Regions from separate parts of the Homo sapiens genome. Here all the other regions are linked to region 3. A link is a loop called in an ENCODE intact Hi-C map of the cell type or tissue named here. Cell type or tissue: PC-3. All regions are shown on one strand. Links, peaks and the distances in the headings refer to the core of each region. The heading gives the core; the rest is flanking DNA.

Region 1 (8,118 bases), core at 2,660-6,659, 600 kb before region 3:
AACAGGCCTCCAGCCAGACAGCCATCTCGCTCTCCTTTTCCTCCAGCTGTGTCTGCAGAAGGGTCCCGAGTAGCATCCTGTAGTTCCAACCTGCTTACTCCTTAGGACTAGGAAACAAGAAAATCACTGCTAACCCCACTCCAAACTTGCCTGATTTCAGAGCTCAGTATCATTCTGCAGTTTGCAGTCACACTGGGAGGGTCTTTTTCTCGTATATGAGAAGGAGGACAGAATGTTGGAAGGGAACGCTCCTCGACAGATGGGAATGAGAGTGGTGTGAGTAACTAACTGGAGGCAATAAAGGTGTTAGCAAACAGCAGGAGGGAAGAGTGGGCCCCACCGATCACTGGCTGTCCCGCATGCTGTGTGTTGTACCAGTGCCAGTGGGAGCTGCCTATCCAAGCCTTGGTATTAACAGCATGTGACTCTGGCAGATTCACAATGTCCTCATTGGCTTTGTCAGTATGACAAGCTTTGACTGAGTCCCTATCCAACTGAGGGGCCACCATCCCCGTCACCCTCCTTTCTGATGCCTTTTCTCCTGATCATCCCTTCTTCTTCCTTCTTCTTTGTCTGGCTTCTTTTGTTCTTCCTTTTTCTGTCCCTCACTCCTCCTTACATTATATTCCCAGCTTCCTTTGGGATTTTTGTTTTAACATAAGGAGAACCTTACCATCGATGTCAAGCTCAGCATGATATAACCAATTACCCTAAAACCACAGCCATCTAGCCTTATCTTGTATTAAAAAAAAAAAAAAGAAAAAAAAACAGATGTTGCCTATAATTGTATATCTGCTCAGGTTTAAACATAAATTGCAGTGAGAATTCTTAAGGCAAGAATACCATTGAACCAAAATACGTTATAACAGAAAGGGGTCTCAGATGCTTATTACCTCCTCCCAACTGTATTTCATTTTACAACAAAGCAAATCACAGCTTGGAAAAGTTAAATGAGTTCCTAAGGTTCCACAATAAATAAGGGCGAAGGGGCCACTACTTAGGACCCAGATCTCCTGATCCCTATCTAGTGATTTTTTTTACTTCATGAATTTTAATGTAAAAAAAGAAAAAGAAGCCACAGATCCTCTAGACCCTTATGCAATATAGGGAAATATTCCTTAACCCCAATCGTGCTTTAATCCTTCTTCTACTGAAACAAATACAGCTAATGAATTAGAGATGCTCTTTTGTTCTCCTGTTAACTATCTGACCTTAAGGAAGTCACTCAACCAATTGGTTCTCAGTATTCTCTTTCCACACTGAGGGAAGTGGACAGATAATCTATGGTTGCTTCCAGCTCCAAAATTCAGTGACCCTTTAAGCTTAACTTCTTTCACCAGAATACCTGTCATTTCTAGGTAAATAGTGTTCTCAGTCCTTTCTGTTAAAAGAGGTTAAGTAAATAAAAAGGAAAGATCAGGCTATGCTTTTGGCCTAGATTATAACTTTGTGACCAAGGATGAAGGAATTTAATAGCAATAAGAAAGCTTCCAGGGTCTACCATTTACAATTTAAATACTTTACTTGGGAGGTTAAAAGTTCAAAGTTGAGTCACAGTCTGAGGTGGCTCTGCTCTTCCTTTTTAATTATCTGAGGTCAGGAAGTTAATAATACGAGAAATCCCCAGCGGAGACCTCTTGTGCACTGTGTGAACTTTAAACTTGCTCATTTTTTTCTTAAGGGTAAAAAGTTCAGCAGAAACACAGTGGACTTTTCCTCTTAGCCTCCACCCATTCATCCCCCAAGGTCAAAAGTTGAACTGTAAAACAGAAACCCTTGTTCTCTGATCCACATTTAAACAGATCACTTATTAAAAGGTAAACATTCCACATGCAAGCCAAAGTTCCAAGTGAATCTGCTCAATAAAAATAAAAAAACTGTAATAAAGTCTTTGATCTTTTCCACTTGTCTTAGAATTGAACAACAGAATTTATTTTCTCGTTTTTTGAATCTCAGAGAAGGGGCAGTCATATAAGCTCTTTCCTCACCTACCTCTGCCCTGAGATTGGCATATCTAAAAGAGATAAACCTAAGATATTTTAAAATAGTCAGATTTGGAGCCTTACCTTAAGGCAATTTCTTCAACTAATTCTACGCCATTTATGTTTGTTTATTTGTTTTGCTCAAACAGGAATTCAAGAACAGCAAATGTGATTTAAATCAGAGATATAAAGTACTACAGAATAAAAAGGAGTTTGCTGAAAATGGTAGAGGATGCTGTATTAGTCCGTTTTGCTGCTGATAAAGACATATCTGAGACTGGGCAATTTACAAAAGAAAGAGGTTTAGTGGACTTACAGTTCCACTTGGCTGGGGAAGCCTCACAATCATGGTGGAAGGTGATAGGCATGTCTCATATGGATGGCACAGGCAAAAAAAAAAAAATGCTTGGGCAGGGAAACTTCCTCTTATAAAACCATCGGATCTCGTGAGACTTATTTACTATCATGAGAACAGCATGGGAAAGACCTCCCACCAGGTCCCCCCGACCCACCACAACACGTGGGAATTTAATATGAGATTTGGGTGGGGACAAAACCAAACCATATCAGATGCAGAGAAAATAAAGAAATGGATGAATATATCCAATGAACCTCATATGAATAATGAATGGAAAATATCTGAGATCTTCACAGTGTTAAAGCTCAAACAAGAAGTGAAATAAATAGCTACAGAGCTCCAAATAAGTATTTAATGATAGTGACAAGACTCACTTTCTTGAAGTAATGATGGCAAACTTTAAAAGTATGGAAAAGCCATTGACCGAATACTAACCCAATCCAATCAGCATGCTTAGGAAAACTCCCTGAGATGATCACATGAAGCTGTTATTTCATGCAACCCATGTGTCCGTTTTTTTCAATGTGTACTTATTGGAAATGCTTTCACTTGTTTAAACAAGTCCTACCTGTGACTCAATATTTGTTTAAAAACTTTTTAAGAAAGCATCTTTGTCACCGTTTATCTATCTAAATGCGAATAATACCACTTGCTTCCCACCTTAATAATTTTTGTAAAGATTCTCATTAGAGAATACTTAAGCACAGAAAACGGTAAGAGCCTTGAAATTAAGATATACAATGAACACGTTTATAATAAATACTTTTCACTGATGTCAGTTTCGACAGTGTCATTTAAGTTTAAACGACTTTGTGATCACTTCTAACACAAATCAAAACTAGAAGATATGGCTCTAAGTAAGTTGTGTTCTAGATCCATTTACACTGTGAGTAACATTCACGACACCCTCTGGGACTCCTGGATGCAGCTGGTGACCCAGACCCAGGAATGACACAGCCAGGAAGGAAGTGAGGAAGGTGCACAGAGCTACTTCCTCTTGTTAGAACTCCCCTCTCAACAGCTGTAAGGAAGAATGGAAATTCCCTATGAATCAAAGTGTGACTTCGAAGTATGGGATACAATTTGAGAGACCTGATCATATTGATTAGGATGTTGACCAAAAGGAAGTCACTGCATTTCATTTGGACACTACTCAGACATTTAAGCTGGTATGACATTCATGAGAAACTTCTGGTTTCAATTCATCTTTTTCCCATGAATATTTATGTTCCTTTTTTTTAATCTTTAAGTCAGTTCATGATATTCAAGCTAGTTATTTCCAACCTTCTGTCTGACTGAATTCTGTATTAAATCTTTCTTTGTTTCCCCCCTGCAAAACAGGTTAATTCATGAGAGGCTATTATATAGCAAGGACCATGCTGCCATGCTGTCTGTGTTCTGGGCATATGTACCCTCAAAGTCCTCATAGGATAGAAATAGTACTAAATCTGTATACAATGAACTGGACACAACAATGTGGGGACTATACTACAAATACTATGAACAAAGTGCCGGGAGAACCCTGAGTCTTTGCCATGTTCTTTGATGCCTTTGTGCCTTACACATTCTGATCCCGCCACCTAAAATAATCCTCTTGTCCTTCATCCCTGGGACCCTGTACTCTGCCTCAGTGCTTCTCTTCCTACACACTTCACCTCCCCTTGCCTCTCTGAATGTAAGTGTCTCTTCCACAGCAATCTGTGCAAAGACTAACACCAGAGTAACTATCTTACAGTATTGTAACACTTAGCTAATTTTTCTGCCTCCAACAATAAATTCTGATCTATTTGAGGAAGTGAACTCCAATACCATTCTCAAGGAAGTCCTTTTTTAGAAATATAGACTGAAACCTGACAGAAAAGGGATTCAGTGTATATCCTAAAGGATGGCATAGGAGAGCTGAGACTTAGCAGGGTATACACTAGAGTGGTCTCATGCTCTTCTTGCCAGCACACCACTAGGTTAGCAGTTCTCAACTTTGGCTGTAGTTGGTATAACCTGGAAGCTTTAAGATATTTTTGATGTCTAGGTCTCAGTTCTAGAAATTTTGAATTCACTGGAATGGAGTAGATTTGGGTCATTAAGGTTTTTAACTGTTCCCAGGTGATACTGGGGATGATGAGAACTTAAGGATGAGAATCAATGCACAGCAAGACACTGTGAAATGGGAATAGATGTTAGAAGCCACCATTGGCACTAGGGGTCACAAATGGATTGCCAATTTAAGAATACCTTATTTTTCATAATTCTCTTAAGGAATAAGTTTTCTTCCACCTGAACTGTTTCAGCAGTTCTATTATCCTCATGATAATATGAGCTTTCTTAGCATATTACACCAACGTCTCTGTAAAATCAACCAATCTTTTTCTTTATCTTCATTAATATCTTGTGTGCTGAATCATGTAAAACTGCTTCCTATTGCCTAAGTGTGTCATGCAAACCTTTCCCCATACCATCCTATATATCTGCTTCCAGGAATGCCTTTCCTCTTAATCCCCCAGGAATTCATACTCACACTTTAAGACCTGGAGCCAGACATAGTAGCTCATGCCTATAATGGCACTGACTCAGGAAGATCACTTGAGGCTTGGAGTTTGAGACCAGCCTGATAAACATAGCAAGATCCTGTCTCTAAAAAAACAAAAACAACCCCGTCTCTACTAAAAATACAAAAACATTAGCTGGGCATAGTGGTGGGTGCCTGTCGTCCCAGCTACTCGGGAGGCTGAGGCAGGAGAATGGCATGAACCCGGGAGGCAGAGCTTGCAGTGAGCCGAGATTGTGCCACTGCACTCCAGCCTGCGTAACAGAGCAAAACTCCGTCTCAAAAATAAATAAATAAATAAACAAATATAAAAATAAAAAATAAAAAACAACTGAGCATAGTGGCTTGCAGTTGTAGTTCCAGCTACTTGGGAAGCTGAGGCAGGAAGATTGCTTGAGCTCAGAAGTTTGAGGTGCAAGTCAGCCATGACGGTATTACTGCACTCCAACCTGGGCAACAGAGCAAGACTCTGACTCTAAAAAAAAAGGAAGAAAGCAAAGACCCTTCTTAGGCTTGTCTTTTTACTCCTGTTCTGTGATGCATACAACTTGGTTTACCATTCAATTTCAATCAAAACAGTTAACACATTGCTATCTCTTTGCCACTTACTGTCTTGTTCTGTTTAGGCTGCTGTAACAAAATACCATAAACTGTGTAGCTTATAAACAACAGAAATTTATTTCTCACAGTTCTGGAGTCTGGGAAGTTCAAAATCAAGGTGCCAGCAGATTCCATGTCTAGGGAAGGCTGGTTTCCTGATCCATGGATCATACCTTCTCTCTGTATACTCACATGGTGGAAGGGCCAAGGGATCTCTCTCAGGGCTCTTTTATAAGGGCACTAGTTCCATTCATGAAGACTCCACCCTCATGACTTAATCACATCCCAAAGGCCCTACCTCCTAATACCATCACCTTGGGTATTAGGATTTCAACATATGAGTAAATTTTGAGAAAACACAAATATTCAAGCCATAGCACTTCTCTTGAATTTTTTTGAAATTCCCAAGGGCAGAAAATGTCTTTTTCTGGACATGCTAATTCCAGTATGCATACTGTATTTGATTCATGGGAGGTGCTAAATGAACGACTATTGAATAAATGGATGGAAGGATGGATAGAGGGACAGATAGAAAGAGGATTATGTAAATTAATTCCTTCATCTATTTATCACTTACGGGGATTCTCACTATACTCATCATTGAGGAAAGAGAATGACTTCCTCTTATGCATCTTTAAGAAGTTATGAGGCCCAGGAGCCTGAGCCAATTACACATAATTAGGGACTCCAGGCCAGGGGAGGGAGGGTGCCCAGGAAAAACAGTGACAATCATGATTTCCTTGGTCATGTTAAGATTTTCTAGATAAATAAATAGAAGCAAAACATTCTAGTCAAGTTGTGTCTCAAAATGCTAACTTTCTAGATGATTGCTTAGCCCTGAGCCAAGTCTCCTTTTGCTCTTCCCTCCCGTTTGTCACATTGGCCTTGAGGTCTTCTTCAGAGAATCATAATCAGCATAAAAGAATGTGCTCCGGCTGGGCGCGGTGGCTCACGCTTGTAATCCCAGCATTTTGGGAGTCTGAGGCAGATGGATTGCCTGAGGTCAGGAGTTCAAGACCAGCCTGACTGACATAGTGAAACCCCATCTCTACTAAAAAAAAGTACAAAAATTAGCTGGGCATGGTGGTGGGTGCCTGTAATCCCAGCTACTAGGGAGGCTGAGGCAGGAGAATCATGTGAACCTGGGAGGCGGAGGTTCCAGTAAGCCAAGACCGGACCATTGTACTCCAGACCGGCAACAAGATCAAAACTCCATCTCAAAAAAAAAAAAAAAAAAAAAGAAAGAAAAGAAAAAAGAAGAAGAAGAATTTGCAATTTGCTCCTCCTCTCTCGATTTGAGTTCCAGCTGGAATTTGAAAAAAAAATTATGGGTTCATAGGTTTGTTCGTGCTAAAAGGAATTTTAGGCACCATCTCATCGTGTCCCTACATCTTACAGATCTAGAAGCACTTGGGAAAAGTTTGGCAAATGCATAGTCTATGGCAGTTACCAGTGTAGCTAGATGGTTCTGGGCCACATCAGCATGGGAAGGCCAATGAAATCACATCAACCTTAGCACCCAGATCTTCCAGGAATTGGGCCCTTCTTAAGGTCTTCTGTACTTCCAGGAAGTCTCAAGAGGAAAGCTCATGTGTACTCAGAAATAAGCCCTGGCCTCTTTGTCCCTGGCCTCTTCCTCAAAGACCCCCTCACCAAGTCCCTGGTCTGGGTCCCTCTCTGAGAATAGTCCACCCTGAGTACCACTATCCTCTGTGGTCAGCTCTAGAGCTCCAAGGCTGAGGACACTAGTCCTCCTACAGGGGTGGAAGAGATAAGGGAGTGGGAGGAAGGGAAGGGAGGTGGAGAAAGAAAGGTATTGAAAAGCATAGGAAGAAAGCAATCTTCCTCCAGCTTTCAAGCAGCACTTTGTTACTGGTGGGTCAGACATAACTTGGTGTTTTCGAATTTGGCTCTAAAATTAGGTCCAGATTTCAAATTTGTCCCTGCTACTTAGCATCTTTTTGATTTTTAGCAACATAGAAAACCTTTCTGAACTTGAATTTTTACTTTTTCCCTTCTTTAATATAATGGAAATGATAATTCTGTCCTCATAAAATTATTGTTAGCATTAAATGGAATACTGTATTGTTATACCAGTGACTGAGCAGAGTGCCAGAAGTTAGTAAGCACTCAACAAATGATATGGATATTATTATTTTCGTCTCCATTGTTCTCATCACTACTAGTTTAATTGTTCATTGACATAGCTCCTTCAGCTTCTGCTCCTAACCCTGCTCTCAATTGTTTTCAATGGGAGTAACTCAGGCCAGCTGGAAGAAATCAATGCCTCCCCAACCTCTTTGTTTCCTACCCCCATTTCCAGATACCTGTATATAAAACTTCTTTTTTTCTCCGTTTCTTCACAAGACAGTTTGGGAACCAATTGGTACAAAGAGTTCCTTACAAAGCCATTTTTAACTCCATTAGCGGGTCAGCTAGGACATCCCAGCTGCTTTACTAGTAAAGTCCATCTGTCCTTCTGAAATAATGGCAGATGTAATTGCCACTTTTCATTACAGGAAAACAACAAATACACATTTTGGTAGCTTGATTTCCCCCAAAGGAGCTCTTGCCTTTCCAGTAATAGAGTTCTAGCTAGACACACGGTTGGCCGAAGACAATCCTTCCCACCT
Region 2 (8,118 bases), core at 2,660-6,659, 240 kb before region 3:
GAAGAACCTATCGGGTAAAGGAGGATTCCCATCAGATGGTAGGGGATGGGAAGAAACTAGGGTAACACTGGCAGGATCCTCTTTAGCAATAAAAGTGAGGAGGATGACTGGGACCATGAGCCATTGGACCATGGAGCACCAAGTGTGAGAAAGGGTGACCCTAGAGAAGAGGGACAAGGTGAAGTATGGAAAAAGTTGGCATACATAAGTGTGGTCTTTGGTCTGATAAACTATGTCCCACTCTAGTTTTTATATCGAGTTAATGGCAGTAAAGAGAGGGTCTGAGCTATCCATTAGATTGCACTGCATTGGAAAGGCTATGATTTTATTTTTCTTAAGTCCTTAGAAAGTGGAGATACAAAGAAGACCAAATTATAAATGAAGTAATCATAAAATAACAGCTAATATATTTACTGAGTGCTTATTAAGGGCCAGGTATTTTTTAAACATTATCTTATTTAATCCTCACACATAGCTCTGAGGTATATACATCTCCACTTTTTAGATAAGGGAACTGGGCTTTAGAAAGTTTAAATAATGGCCAGGTGCTGTGGCTCATGCCTGTAATCCCAGCACTTTGGGAGGCCAAGTAGGCCAGATCACCTGAGTTCAGGAGTTCGAGACCAGCCTGGCCAACATGGCGAAAACCCATCTCCACTAAAAGTACAAAAATTAGCCAGGCGTGGTGGCGGGCAATTGTAATCCCAGCTACTCAGGAGCCTGAGGCAGGAGAATCGCTTGAACCCAAGAGGCGAAGGTTGCAGTGAGCAGAGAGAGCGCTGAAGTTTAAATAACATGCTCAAATTGGTAGAGCGAGAATCTGAGCCTAGCATTTTTAGTCCAGAGTCCATAACTTAATAATTGGACTGAGAATTTACTGTAAACTTATCCTTCCATATTAAGTCCCAGAAATAATAGATAGAAGAGTGAAAGACTTTACAAAACACATTAATTAAAGTTATTGTGTTACTGCAAGATACTTTCTCTGAATTATTGGCATTTATAAAAATGAGACTAAAATTTTCATGAATGTGAAAATTGGCTAATCTTAGAAGGAAAGCGCTTTACTAATGGCTAACAGAATTAACTAGCAATAATAACGTCTATGGAAGAAAATGACTTTAAATACTGTTTTTCAAATGAGGAAGCATCTGTTGAACATCAACTGTACCCTGCATTTTGGAGGTCATACAAGACGTGTAAGATTTTGAACTTCAATACTAAATGATTGCTTAGGATAGTGTATATAAAGTCTCTAACATATTCCATTGCTTACAACACGTCAGTTAATATTGTTTTTTTTTTTTTTCCTTATTCTCTGTAATGAGCTTAAGATCCGGTTGGGGAAACGTGACTAACACATCTGAAATATACATAAACTAGTGAAATATAATTAGTATATGATGTAGTTTGGATATTTGTCCCTGCCCAAATCTCTTGTTGAAATGCAATCCCCAGTGTTGGAGGTGGGGCCTGGTAGGAGGTGTTTGGATCATGCGGGTGGATCCCTCATTAATGACTTAGGCCACCTCCTTGGTGATACGTGAGCTTGCTGTGTGAGTTCACAGGAGATCTGGCCATTTCAAGGTGGCACCCCTCCCATCTCTTGCTTCTACTTTGGCCGTGTGATGTGCCTACTCCCGCTTTGTCTTTCAGCATGATTATAAGCTTCCTGATGCGTCCCCAGAAGCCGAGCAGATGCTAGCCCCAAGATTCCTGTAAAGCCTGCAGAACCATGAGCCAATTAAACCTCTTTTCTTTATAAATTACCCAGTCTCAAGAATTTATTTATATAAATGCAATGCAATAATGGCCTAATACAGTGCAGTATAAGATACATGCAACATATTTATAATTATGTCCCACTCTAGTTTTCATATTGGGTTAATGGCAGTAAGAGAGGGTCTGAGCTAACTATTACATTGCATTGGAAAAGCTATGATTTTATTTTTCTTAAGTCCTTAGAAAGTGCAGATACAAAGAAGTGGAGATACTATATATATATATATATATATATATATATATATATATATATTTGAGACAGGGTCTCACTCTGTTGCAATCATGGCTCCCTGCAGCTTCAACCTCCTGGGCCCAAACAATCCTCCTGCCTCAGCCTTCCCAAGTAGCTGGAATTATGGGCATGCACCACTGCACTGGGCTAACATATATATATATATACACACATATATGTATATGTATATGGTAGAGTCAAGAGTTCTTGCAAAGTTGCCCAAACTTTAACCCCAGGGCTGAAACAACCCTCCTGCCTCAGCCTCCCAAAGGGCTGGGATTACAGGCGTGAGCCAACGTGCCCAGCCACATGCAATATTTTAAATAGAAGTGAATAGTTAGGTTAGATTTCCAAAAGGAATGGGTATTTTACAGGTTGTTAAGATTTGCTTAGGTGAAGAGTCAGGAATTTATTTTAGGAAGATGAAATAATTTGAATGTATACAAGATTAAATATGAGTTTAGGGGAATATTTAATGTATTGATACAATTGAGTTAGACTCTTTAAAACTGAAAAAAAAATTCATAAACTTCCAGCAAAATGATAAGATTTTAAATCTTTTGACTAATTTGGGTTAAGCAGTATAATCATGATGAATGTCTTGGTAGCATATTATCCCAAGTGAATTAAGCATTATGACTGGTGACATCTGACCCCAGGAGCTTTTGAGACAAAACAAGGGGACATATCAAATGTCTGGTTTTACTCCAAAAAAACTTCAGAGTCTGGCTAAAGGCAAGTATTTTAAACATGTTTCTTAGGATAACAGCCCAGGTTTTAGGACTCTTCCAAGTCATTTGGAGAAGAGACTGTTAAATTAGAAACATCAGCTTTAGGTCTATCTGATCAGGTATTAATTTGTCCTTACAAATGAAGGTTTTTCTCCTTGTGGTGAAAATATCAAGTTAATCATCTCATGCAACTCTCAGTACTCAATATATTACCCTTAAAGTCACATACACATTAGAATGTACAGTGAAGCAGTGATTAATGAAATATCATTTCCTAATAGGGCAAAAATTGTGTCTGGAGATACACATTTTTGCTTTTGTCTTTGTTTTTTACAGTCTTGGCATATCTTGTGTATTTTTAAGGGAATAATTTTATAAAATGAAAGTCTAAATCTTGGGAGTGACTTTTTATTTTAGAGGAGAAAATTGGATCTTGCTCAAGCTGAGATATATTGGCATTAGTCCTGCTGTGGTATATCTTGAAAAGACAACAGAAATACAACTCGACTATTATACTGCCATTCTGTTTATGCAAACTTGCAATATTCTGCATGCTGCCTGGTACATTCCAGAGACAGGAGGAGCCAAACAAAACACTTTAATAACATTAGCTCATATGAATTCATTTTTTATACAGTGCACATGGAATGAAATGTATAATCTTATCAGAATTAATTGAAATCACATGCCAAAAATGGAAATACGGTTCATTGTCTTTAATTTGGCCAAGTGCCATTTAATACCAAAAACATTTCACACAACTTCATTATTTATATAGTGTATCTAGTGGGCATCAAATGGGATAATATATATTAAAAAAGCTAAAAACCATCCTAAAATGTAAGGTTTTCATAATAATAGCTCCCTTTGACTCAGTGTATTTTAAAAGGAAAATGTGGTATTTGTGTAGTACTTTGTATTGTGAACTTCCATTTGGTTATTTCATCAATGAGTGATTCTAAACTGTCTTTGTGAAATCTATTGATATGCTAATGCTACTGCAACTTGCAATATATAAAATGACATAAAATCAAATATGTTTAACATTAGAATATTTTTTCTCCAAATAATTCTGAAAGAAAGGTAGAGGAAACTTAAAACTTAAGACAAAACTGATTTTAAATAAATTTTATGAATGTTTAAAGATAATATTGTAAGGTAATTAATTCCTCATTTTGGTCTCTGCAAATATTTGAAATACAATGCTAGGAAATTGTTGGCACTTGGATCCTAATGTCATCACTTTTCAGATCCAATTTCTAACAAATATAATCATTGCTAAGCACAATATGGGGAAAATGGCACTGGTGGGTTAGGTCATGACTATATGCAACAAACAATACAATTAACATGTTGGTACTTAGATGAAGAAAAGTACACTTTTCTTGCTCTGAAATATATCCAATTCTTACTAAGACAACTGAATTTAAAATTGTGTTTCCAAACACAATTTGGGTTCACCAGATTCCATGGTGCTGTTTCTTTAACCCTGGAAGATAAGCCTATTTATCATCTTGCTATACCTCACCATGGGTTCTTCCAATTCCACACTCTGCCTTGCAGTCTTACTGGCAGTATTCTGACACTTATTATGCAGTTCTGGGCACCCTAACCTTAGTGACCTGACCTCTTGGTGAGGGGACTTTTGACTTTGCATCCCAATCTTTCAGGATAACCATAAGGCACTTCACAATTGAATTCTGATACCTGCCCATTTACAACTACCAGGGAAAAGTCACTTGGGAGTCCAGGTGGGGGAGTAGTTTGATCAATTAATAACACTCCAGCTGCATCATTTTCCAACAGGAAGAGCAACTCTATTGGTCAACATCTGACTATTCAAAATTCTCCACTTACAAGAATATCTCCTGTCCTTAAATTCAAGGACTTAGTTAAAGCAGTAAGCAAACCCAGCAGGAAGTCCTCTTTGAAGTGCAGGAGCTCAGATATGCAAAAGTCTTGATCAGCACATGCTTGAAAAGTGCTTACTCTTCTCCCCTTTGGGATTGGCCATTAACTCAATTCTGGACATTCTCAAATAAAGCTGTTTTTCAGGTTGCTTCAACTTCAGAGTCAATAAGTGAGTGGCTTTCGTCAACAAGGGTTAATAAACACTTTCCTCTGCCTCCCGCCTCCTCACATTCCAAAGTGGACTCATTTAGCATGAATACATTAGCATTTGTAAGGGACAGCCTTACAGTTATCTACATGGAGTTCCTGGGATTACTGCAGTCTTTCTTATTTATTCTCCCTGCCTTCAAATCTCTTCCTGCTTCAAAAGATCCTACATATAACTGCATGAAAAATCTTCAACAGTCACCTCATTCTATGACTTGAGAGCTTCCCCAGGGGTCCATGTCCCATCTTATTGACTCTGCTCAACATCTCCCACCGTTCTCTCTCAACATCCCATTATTTTGACACCTCTTTCAACATGCTTCAGTGTTATTTGTCTACTCCTGGTGTCATTATTTCTGCTGTGTATATTTTTTGCCTCTGCTATAAGTTGCATTTGCATTACAATTTTTAAATTTTAAAATTGCCTTCCTCCAGAAATTCTGCTGTGGTTTACCTACCTCTGACTCATCCCCTTTCTATTCATTATATCCTCCACATAAATATATGAAATTTTACCCTATTATCTTTAAGCTGTTCTTTAACAATAGGACAATATTAATAACTACCATTTTCCAAGTCTTACTGCATTCCTTCACATATTATTTTTTATCATAGCAACAATCTTCTGAGGTAGATATTATATTTATTTTATAGAAGAGAAACTGAAGCTTAAGGAAGTTAAGTAAGTTTATTAAGGTCACCCACATAGGGATTACCAGGGCTGGGATGTGAACCCAGATTTGGAACATCATACATAATTACTCTACTGTGCTTCTGGCTACTCAAGACACTAACCTTTACTAAACACCTAGTAGATATCGGATTCCACAGCTAAGTGATGGAGACAATAAGAGCATAGTCTCTGCCTGTCCCCCGGTTTCTCACAGCCTGGTGGAAGAAAGGATGTGGATGTCATGAGAGCAATGTGATAAATGTTCAAACATGTGGAACTGCACGGGTAAATAAGGGTGACTTATGAGAGGAAGCGACAGCTGAATTTGAAGTGGGAAGAAGGAGCTTGCCAGATAACAAGGAGAGAGGAAGTGGCCTTCTAGGTGCAGGGAAGTACCAAAACAAAGGTGTAGGAGCAGGAAGGGTCTTTAAACGTTAGGTTAGGTAAGGGCTCTTCACCCAGAGTGGCCAGAATGCAGGACTCGGATTTAGAGTGGTTGGAGGAGGATTCAGAGGCCCTGGAGACTTATAGCCCGAAGGGCTCGTATGAAGACTAAGGGGGTAGGACTTTATCTTCTGACATGTAGTTGGCTCTGTAACATATTTCCTCTGAATTACTTTCCCTCCTGATTAAATCATAAAGGCTTTGAGGACATCTAAGCTCTTCTTATTCCCACCTGGATACTCTTCCATATAGAAAGGGAGTCATCTGTTTATTGGAGGCATTGGATGATCTGCTGTTTTTCTTGGTTGAGACTTGGTACCACCAAGAAGCAGTCAGTGCCCTCATTTTGGGAAGTATTAGATGCCTCCTGAAGATGTGGAGTCCTCATCCCAAAAGAAGTTAGATAGCTATTTTTCAAGTAGTGTGATACTTGTGGAATCTGTATTAAAAATCCTGATAAGGAGCAAAAAGAGAAAGAGGCCCAACAGTAGCTTTAAAATAGAGAATGATCCTAGAGAAGATAAAACAGAAAGATCCAGAAGGGGACAGGTGCGTCATAATCAACATGCATCAGTTTTGCGTTGGTGAAGGGCAGTATTTTTATTATCGTTAAAATGAGATCACTTTTTTGCACTAGGCCAGTGTGAAAAGAAAGACTTCAGGAAGGTGATGTAAGTTTAAAAGTGAGGGGAAAATCAGAAAAAAAAAAAAAGAAAAGAAAATCCAGGAGTTATATCAGTAATTCTGTGAAAGACAGCATAACATGGGTGTGTTCCTGCAGCTGTAATAGAGATATTATCCTTCTTGCTAATGAAAAGAATGGGTGGTCTTAAAGATATTTATAACCATGCAGTTTGAAGCTCATGCTGTTTTAAGTGTGAGAAGAGATTTCTTGGGGCTCTGTTTTGTAGGGAATTATTAAAATAACCTGGGAAAATGAAATTGCAGCACTCCAGAATGTACCCTGGCCATCTACCACCTTACATGGAATGAGGGTGTCTTTGGCCTAGAGGGCTCTATTGTAGAAAATGTGACAACTGTCCTCTTCTAGAGTTTCAAAACAGTGCTATTTAGTGATCCAACCTTGGCAGGTCAAAAAGGAGAGAATCAATGTCCTAATTCCAAGTTCATCCATCTAGAATGCGGCTTAAAATAATACAGAGAAATAAAATAGCTGTGTAGAATTCTTTTAACAGCAAAATCCTATGCCAAGGTTTAAAATTCAATAAATGAAGTGATGGAAAGCAAATGTTTAAAAAATGCGATATGGTTGACTATTAAGTTTCCAGGACAGGCTGCTTGAGTTCAGATACCTGTTCTGCAGCTCACTAGCAGTGTGACCTTGGGGACTTGATCAAAATCTGGCCTCTGTTTCTTCATCTGTAAAAGAAGGATAAACATGGCATCTGCCTCACAGCATTGTGAAAATTAAATGTGTTACTGTGCATTAAGCACTTGGGACAGTGTTGGCACACAGCAAGTCCTCACTAAATGTTAACGTTACCTTTTTTTGAGTCCGTAAATCTCTTTCAAGAGTATAAAGATTTGTAAAAGAGATGCATTTGAATTTGTAATATAATTGTTTTTAAAATGATTAAGATGATAGGTTGAACACATGAATGTATTTAATACTTTTAACAACTCTATCTATTGGTACCAGAGATTTGAATTTCTCCCTCTCTCTCTCTTTCTGTCTCTCTCATTCTATGTATTCTTTTTTCCCTTCTTAACCCTAGTTCACACTGTAGCATGTATAGGAGGGTAGGAGGGTAGGAGGGAACTGGCCACTACACTATGAGAATTTAATACACACATGTACACACAACTTAAAACTTTTCTCAATACATATCACCCTCCTCATCACCCATACTTTCTCTGCACATACTGAATCAGAAAAACTGGGGGTACCAAGGTACCTCCACTTATAACCTACTGCCTAGATTTTCATACACATTAAAGTTTATGGATAAATGTCCAAGATTCTTAAGTAAGGTTTAACTAATACTGAGTAACCAAAGTTTTATATGCCTTACTTTATAATACCTATTTGGCACCTAAACATGTTGACTCTGAATTTCAATTCTTTCATTAAATTAATTTTTTCTCTTCATAAATTGGACGCTTTTGGTGGCAGGTAG
Region 3 (8,118 bases), core at 2,041-6,040:
TTTCACTAAAAGCCTGGTGAGATTATGCGTTTCCTTTTTGCTTTCTTTTCTTACTCTCCTCTGTCTTTTCTTGAAAAAAAAAATGTACTAAGCACTAACCACAAGAACCTGCATGTGTCAGGTGCTGGAGATAAAATTGTGAACAAGGCACAGTGGGAAAATTCTAAGTAATGTCCAGCACTCATAACCAGTCACTTCTGGAAAGATTTTCTTCACTTTGCTGAAAGCTATATGAATCCAGTTTCATCCTACCATGTGGCAATTTCTACCCTTCTCTACCCCCACCACCCCAGTTTAAACTATATCATCTATTGCCTGGACTGCTGTAGGAGCCACCTTGGTAAATCTCTACATTCACTCGGATCCTATCCAATCCATCTTCTGCACAGGAGTCAGAGCAATTACATACAGGGTCTTGTGATTCTCGTGCTTAAAACGCTCCACTGGATTTCCCCGGCTCTTTAGATGGAAGCCAACACTCCTAACACGGCGGCCAAGGCCCTGTGTAATTTGTTCCATACCTGTTTATTCAGCTTCATCTACCACCCCTCTCTTCTTCACTGTCTGTTATCCAACCACAATGTTTTTCCATTTCTCAAACTTACCCTTTCTGCCTTGCAGCTTTGTAGCCTGCAATACTATTTTCCCACTTTGCCTTCTAGTTAACTCTGTCATCTTTTAAGTTTCAGTTCAGAATTCACTTCACCTACTGCACACCCAGCTACTTTTGTATTAATTTCATGGTATCATGTACCTCTCCTTCTTTCATCACATTTAATGATAATTCATGTTGTCTGTTTGATTATTTGATTAACCTCTGCCTGCCTCATTAGCCTATTAGCTCAATGATGACATAATGATTGCAAGGAAAATGTCTGCTGTGCTCTTAAGTGTGTTTGAGCGTGTGTGCACGCACGTCTAGCACATAGTAGATGCTCAACAAATACTAGTGGCATGGAGGCAGGAGGAAACAACTCACTGGTTGCATGAATGAACAAATAAAGATAGGAGTGTTCCTGTCCCCAGACCTTACAATCTAATGGGAAACAGATAATAAATAGACAATTTGAAGACAGTTTGATGAGTTCTGTGAGAAGACAAGTATAGTGTGCTACATGCAAACATAAGAGGGATACTGAATTCCAATTTGAAGGGGCTACTATAGTAGAGATGAAGAGGAATTATATAATCAAGAGTTACAATAGACATATTTACAGAAATGGAGCAGTTTCACATATCCAGCCCTTGCGGGGCTATGTATAGTAGTAAATAAGAACAGAAATACAAGCTGTGGAAATTCTGCTGCAAAGGCTGTATTTTAAAGTCTGAACTCTAAATGGTTGCAAACAGAGAGAGACTGAGAATTCTTCCAATTAGCACATCTGTCTTGACTCAGGAAGTGACTACACTGAGGCAGATCCACATAAAAACAGAGAACACAGAGGGAAGTCAACCTATGATTAAAAAAAAAAATTCAAATAATGACACAGTAAGAGGATCAGGGTCAAAACTGAAGATACTTTCCCCCTAAGCTGTGCATAGCTAGAAAAGATTAGTAGGGGCTGGGGGCAGTGGCTCACACCTGTAATCTCAGCACTTTGGGAGGCCGAGGTGGGCAGATCCCAAGGTCAAGATATCGAGACCATCCTGGCCAACGTGGTGAAACCCTGTCTCTACTAAAAATACAAAAATTAGCTAGGCGTGGTGGCAGGTGCCTGTAGTCCCAGCTATTCTGGAGGCCGAGGCAGCAGAATCGCTTGAAACCAGGTGGTGGAGGTTGCAGTGAGCCAAGATCGTGCCACTGCACTCCAGCCAGGCAACAGAGTGAGACTCCGTCTCAAAACAAAAAAAGAATGTAGAAAAGATTAGTAGGGGACCCAGGGATCTCATTTTAGTTAAAGCTGAGCACGGTTTCTGGGCATTTCATACATGTATGCATAGATATGCTTTATATGCATAATTGAATAAATTAAATATAGTTTATTGTAAATTACAGATGGGTCATTCTGAAGTAATCTTCTTTATTGCCGTTGCGAAGTCTCAATTAAAAAAAAATTAGTTACTGTTAAACATATATTTGGACACAAACAAATCCAAACAGCACATGCAGTTGAACTCCTGGATAGCCAAGCCAAGCAGCTCACGTTAGAGGACTGTGCTTGAAGAAGATCTGTTCCTGATGGTGAGCGGACCACATGTCATTCACAAGTACGTATACCCTTCAAATAGCTTTGCTATAGATTTGCCATGTAGCTTTCAAGGCCAGAGAAAGGGGGTCCCCTGAGGGTCTTTCTTTTTTTTTTTTTTTTAATAATGGAGCCCATGAACACTAGTGCAGAATGTAAATGTGAAGTCACAGAACCCATTTTTCCTAACTGTGATCACCCAGATTTTGCTGTAGGGTAGCAAATGACTGCAGATTCCAGGGGGAGAAGCCAAACAGCTCTCACTACCCTGAAAAAATGGAAGTCAGAAAAAGCATTCAACAATGTCACCCTGCTGCAAGCATGTTAGGAGCTGTCCCCAGAGACCTCATCTTCCTCTTCATCCTCAGCAAAGAAAATTAAATGTCACTAGTGAGCACAGAACCTCCCTCATTTCACCATTATCTTCTCTTTTCTAAAGATGCTTTATGTCCTTTCTGAAAGTACTAAAGAAATCCTTAATGATATCTAGAAATAATGTTTCTTTCTTGCACCCAGAATTTTCCTGCTCTTTGGAAAGTAACACTTCACTCTTTTTTTTTTTCTGAATTATTATTTACAGGGCAAGTTGACATTTTAGGACACAAATCAGATTATCAAGTTTAGTCTTGGTGAAATCACCTTATTATTTGTAAGAAATACCTGTCTTCAGTTAAAGCATGGGTAATCATTAATGATAAATATAATGTTATTTAATATGTGGTATGTAATTGGAGAGTGCCATAGGTGAGTGCAGACAGAAATAAACTAGTTTTCAAACTAACTGGCTCTACTCCATCTAGCTATGTGTCCCTAAATAAAGCACTTAACTGCTCTGTGCCACAAGAGTTTGCCACAAAACACAAAACTAGTAGAATCCTAAAGATCTCAAAAAGCCTGTATGTTTAAAAGAATGTCACTGTAACTTTGGGAAACTTTAAGGCACTGAACATGTTCGATATCATCAGAAGCTAGAAAAAATGATTAGGATTTTTCCTTTAAACTTTATACATTTGTGTTTTGTCTTGGTTTTGAGTATTTAGTGTTTTTTTCATTTTTAAATGAGCTTTGTAGTTAGTGCATTGGCCCTCAGGAACGATAATTTATTGTTTTTGTTTTATTTTAGGTTAAAGTAAAATTATGAGACTTCATATATTTCTGAGTGACTTAAGACTGTTCACTGGGAAACCACAGCTTGTGCACGATAGCACTGTGCTTGTATCAAGTGACCTCAGAGCTTTCCTGCATAGAATCCTTCCCCAATGCTCTTAATTTTCTGCGCTTGCAGGCAGGCCTTAGGCATCTTTCTGACCATCCTCGCGTATCCCAGAGTGGGCCTCGGTCTTTGCAGAGGTGTACCACCGCCCTCTGCTGGACAGATTGCAGCAAGTAGCCTCAGAGTCCCTTCTCAAGTGTGGGTTTCCTGCCCCGCCTCTCCTACACCATCAGACCTGAGTGGACATGTACAGTCTTCACAAAGGGTTAGGTGAAATTGATAATTTTAGAGGTTTGGGTATTTTACTAAAGATGCTTTGAGTAACATGATAAACAAGCATCTGACTTTTTAACTTGGGATTTTCAATGATACTCATTACAAACTGACTAGCATTCACATTTTGGAACACTCATTCCTTTTGACTGATTCAGCACACTTCGCCAGGTATTCTCCAATCAGAGAACTATTTTTATCTCACATGAATTAGAAGAGATGGTTCCTAACAGATAAAGATGATATTCCAATGAGATAAACCTTCTCCTTCTGAGTTAATTAGACATTGACTGGTAGGCTGTATTCTCAATCATTTTGCCATCAAATATTTTTTGAAAACCTACTACACACCCAGAAATCTTTTAAGTGTCAGGGATATAGCAAGAAATACAATACTTTAAAAAGATATATGCCAGTCACCTTGTATCTATTTCTGACCTGCTGAAATATAAGTTCTAATGGGAATACAACTAGAGTGACCAACCGTCTTGGTTTTCTCAGGATTCACAGGCTTCCTAGGATGCGATATTTTCAGTGCCAAAACAAGTACCAGGAAAATTGAAGGAGTTGGTTATGGTAAATACATCTCTACCATAAAAGATTGTAAACTACACTAGCATTTATTGAAAAATAGCCTTTCAATAGTGTTAGGTTCATCCTTAATACTATTCCTCTGAATAGTTTCTTCTCATTAAAAATGTGTTGCAATTTATAAATTACATAAAAATTAGTCTATTGAATTGTTGTTTGCAGAGCATTTTCTTATATACAAAAGAGCTGAGCAAACCTAAAATCATAAATTCAAATTTGCTCTGTGAAAGCCAAGCAAAGTAAATACCGGAAAAGCCAACCTCAATCTTGTAAGATGCAGAAAGAGCTTAGATTACCTATGCAGAGACACTTTAGAACAAAAGGGGAAATTAAAACCAGGAAAAGGTATTTATTAATGAAATCCCTGAGAAAGACAAACTATCAATCAGGTGATAACAAACGATAAAAGCTTAAAACTGGAAGATCCTAAAATTCACCCATTTTCTATCCAAACAAAACATTTTCTCCAGGATTTTGATGTTATTTATTAAAGCTTGAATACATCTTCTGACATATTATTCCAAAAAAAATTAGTCTTTATTTCTCACCAATAATTGTTTCCCATATTTTATTTAAATATGATCCTCTTAATTTTCTTAATTTTGCTTTAGATAATTTTTTAAAAAATATATAACTTCATATATCCATGTGTCGTTAGAACTAAAACTAAAATTCAATATTATTTTCTGCTTGACATCTGCTAAGAATGGAGGGTCTCAAATGGTCTAACTGCAAGTTCCCCTCCTCACTTTGCTTGTGAGAATAAAGCTCCCTAACTGAATAACTCTCCTTAGTGAGGTGACCAGGCACAATTTCTGCCTATTACTGGGGAGTAGGTTTCAGTTCCCAGCTAGCCTATGGATTTATTCAAACAAGCCAATCACGTCGTCTTGTGGGAACCAGGACATCATGCCCTCTTGATACTACAAAGCCTGCTCCCACAGCCCCTGGTTGTTCACTCTGTTCCTGGTGATATACTCCCTGGCATGCAGTGTCCTCCTCTCCTGGGCTGTGAGTATATGTGACTAATAAATTGCTGTCTATCCCATCTGTCCAGCACCAGGTATTGTGTATATGGCCATCACCTTAGCCCTAGCGTGGAAATCCCTTCCTCACTAATGGGGTAAAGAGGAGTCCATTAAAACAACCCATACCTATGATATCTTATACAATGCTACACAATTCTCCTCAGTCTTCTATTTTCCAGTGGTTTCCACTCTTATCCTGCAAAATCACTGCTGAGGTGAAGCTAGAAAATCATTGAAGTATAACAAGACATTGAAATAGGCATACTTTTTGATTGAGTGCAAATGAGGCTCTTATAATCACTGTTGAGAGATGAGTAAACTCAAAGCTTTTAAGAAGCTAGTTGCTTCATAAGAACTATAAGTGACGATTGGGGGGACTAGTATTCAGAAATTTTTGTAGACAAAGAAAAGTTGAAGGAAAAATATGCATTTGTTTAGCAAAGATTCTATTTTTTAAAAATCCAGTTCTAAATTTTATATGCTAAATGAGAAGCTGCTGTGTATGTTCACAAATCTACAGATAATTTCCTTCTCTGTTTTTATAAATGGTTTAATTCTTCTTTCAAACCTAAACTTATATGCCAGAAGTTGTAAGAACAACAAAAAAAAGCGACCATCCGAGTTTTAATACCTTACTTTGCTCCTACTCCCTGTGAAATAAAGAAATTGATAAGCAATGGACTGGTTACAGGTGGACATTAAGAATTATTCATAGAAAGTTAGCAGTGGAAAGGACATGAGGAACTCCCCAGCCCAACCATCCAGCTCTCACTGAATTAATGGATGTGAAAATGAGGTTCAGTAAATTGTCTGTGTGTCAGATGTCAGTGTCAGGCTCTCTAATTCTCAGCCCATTTCTTTTTCAGCACCCTTTGCCCCTCCCCCCACTTAAAATTAATTGAAAATTGACTAAAGAGCTTGGCCAGGTTCCTAATGTGGTAGCTTAGCATATTCACTGAATTGCAATGTAATGCATTAAGAAAGTCGTTCCTTTCTTACCCTGGTTCAGACACATTTCTCTGAGAATCTGAAGGACCAATACAAGATATGCCAATTAGAGAGTTCAGAATTTATGACGTCCATGGATTAACTAATCAATAATGCTACTTGGTATATTTCAAATTTAACAGAATTTGAAATGGCCTATGGTTACATATCAAGGAGGCATAATTATACAACATATCAAACATCTGTAGGATCAGCCCAGACTAGAACTTACCTATGCATATTTCCTGCATGCATGTGACAGTGTACACTACAAAGAATAAAGTCACCCAGTGGAAGCAAGAAGTACAAATCCAAACTGAACTGAAAATAGAGCTCTAGGAAGCCTCAGAAGCAAGAAGCTATTGCACAAGATGGATCCTTGGTTGAGAAGGGGATTCTTTGCAAGGTTAGACTAGATGAGACCAACCAGCTCAAATAAGTTGAATTAAAGGATAGACCAAATAGCTAGGAGAACTTACACACACATGCACACACACACATGCACACATGCATGCGTGCACACACACAGGCACACGTGCATGCATGCACACACACGCACACACATGCACACACCCATGTGCACACACACACGCACACATACACAAGTACACACACGCATGTGCGCACGCACACACATTCTTTTTTAGAAATTACGCAACTCAGAAATGCATCTCTAAATTATAGGGAGAAGAGAGGAAAAAAATACAGGTTTTGTGTATCCTGGCATCTCCAGAAAATATTGAAAAATGAAGACAGAAGTTCAGTTATTTTTTATCATATAGATGTTTTCCTTTTTCGAATTCCACATTAGGTTATGAAATTCTACTCTTCGGGATTAGAAGAGTAGAATCATATAGATGTTTTCCCTTTTTGAATTCCACATTAGGTTATGAAATTCTACTCTTTGGGAAAATTGCAAAATAAAATGAGAGTAATTTCATGGACCTTCAACCGTGATGAAATTCTTACCTTGAAAAGCTAAGAACAGTAAAGTAAATGATTGAGCAGGTAGGGCCTCCACAAGTGGAAGACTTTCCCAGCCAAATATCAGCAACAGCCAAAAAGACTAGGCCATTTCCAAAAAACTAACTCAACAATTAATAGTGATTTATTACTCAGGAACCTGACATTAATTAAAGCAAATTTAGCAGTATCCTTATCACTTGAAGTTGATGTTATTGCAGTTGGCTGGAAAGAGAGTACAAATTACTTCGGCAAGGCTGCCAGTCACTCACATCCTCCTAAAATGCCTTTCTACCCCAGCGGAAAGCTTTCTGGAACTCTCGAACCCCTAAATTAAATTATGTTGGAGGGACCCTAGCCTGAATGTTCTCTTAATCTTGGCCATCTGCACTTACTCAAATGTATGACTTTGCTCTTTTAACAACTCCAAAGAAAATGTATGATTAAAAGAAAAAGACAAATGGCCAGAAAAAAGATTTGAAGGTAAAAATTTACTTGGATTGTATAGTTTGATTTGCAAGAATACCAGACTTGGTTTAATAATTACTGGATAGTAATTATAGACACAAATATGTAATAGGTAATATTTAATTAATGTGTTGTAAGATGATAATCTGATAAATTCACTGAGTTCATTTCATTTGCTTTTGTGACAAACATAAATCCTAATTCACAACTCTGGGATACTTAAATAGTCCAAAATGCAAAACTAACAAGAACGAGACAATATTAAGTTCCTTTATATACATTTTCTAATTACCACAAATATTGACCTCTGACTTCAGCCTATATTCAAAATGAGACGCCAACATCTTAAAAGCTTAATATGTCTATCAGATGTCACAATTATACTTTAAATATTTTGGTGCTAAATATT

The links. A loop is a pair of places that touch in the nucleus more often than their neighbours do. Peaks named below come from ENCODE experiments on the same cell type or tissue, not always from the same donor. Only the 100,000 strongest peaks of a DNase experiment are listed, where the experiment ranks them.
Region 1: a loop joins it to region 3, with 3 times the contacts of the local background. A loop is called at or near these places in 90 of 110 quality-filtered maps.
Region 2: a loop joins it to region 3, with 8 times the contacts of the local background. A loop is called at or near these places in 9 of 110 quality-filtered maps.

Annotation. Positions count from the first base shown.
Region 1 is chr21:14,876,315-14,884,432 of GRCh38, forward strand. All of the region lies in intron 1 of ASMER1 (adipocyte associated metabolic related lncRNA 1), which reads right to left. Among named protein-coding and RNA genes, the nearest start is that of ASMER1, 38 kb to the right of the region's middle. RefSeq lists enhancers at 1,736-1,805, 3,214-3,508. In PC-3, for the core only: a CTCF peak has its summit at 4,521 (motif pointing right); DNase peaks (open chromatin) are centred at 2,847, 3,297 and 4,837; H3K4me3 peaks cover 856 bases; H3K27ac peaks cover 3,246 bases.
Region 2 is chr21:15,237,764-15,245,881 of GRCh38, forward strand. No RefSeq gene overlaps it. Among named protein-coding and RNA genes, the nearest start is that of LINC02920, 170 kb to the left of the region's middle. RefSeq lists enhancers at 4,031-4,646, 4,647-5,261. In PC-3, for the core only: a CTCF peak has its summit at 4,474; no DNase peak of the experiment used is centred there; H3K27ac peaks cover 1,516 bases.
Region 3 is chr21:15,479,815-15,487,932 of GRCh38, forward strand. No RefSeq gene overlaps it. Among named protein-coding and RNA genes, the nearest start is that of USP25, 250 kb to the right of the region's middle. RefSeq lists a silencer at 3,349-3,398. In PC-3, for the core only: a CTCF peak has its summit at 3,553 (motif pointing left); a DNase peak (open chromatin) is centred at 3,537.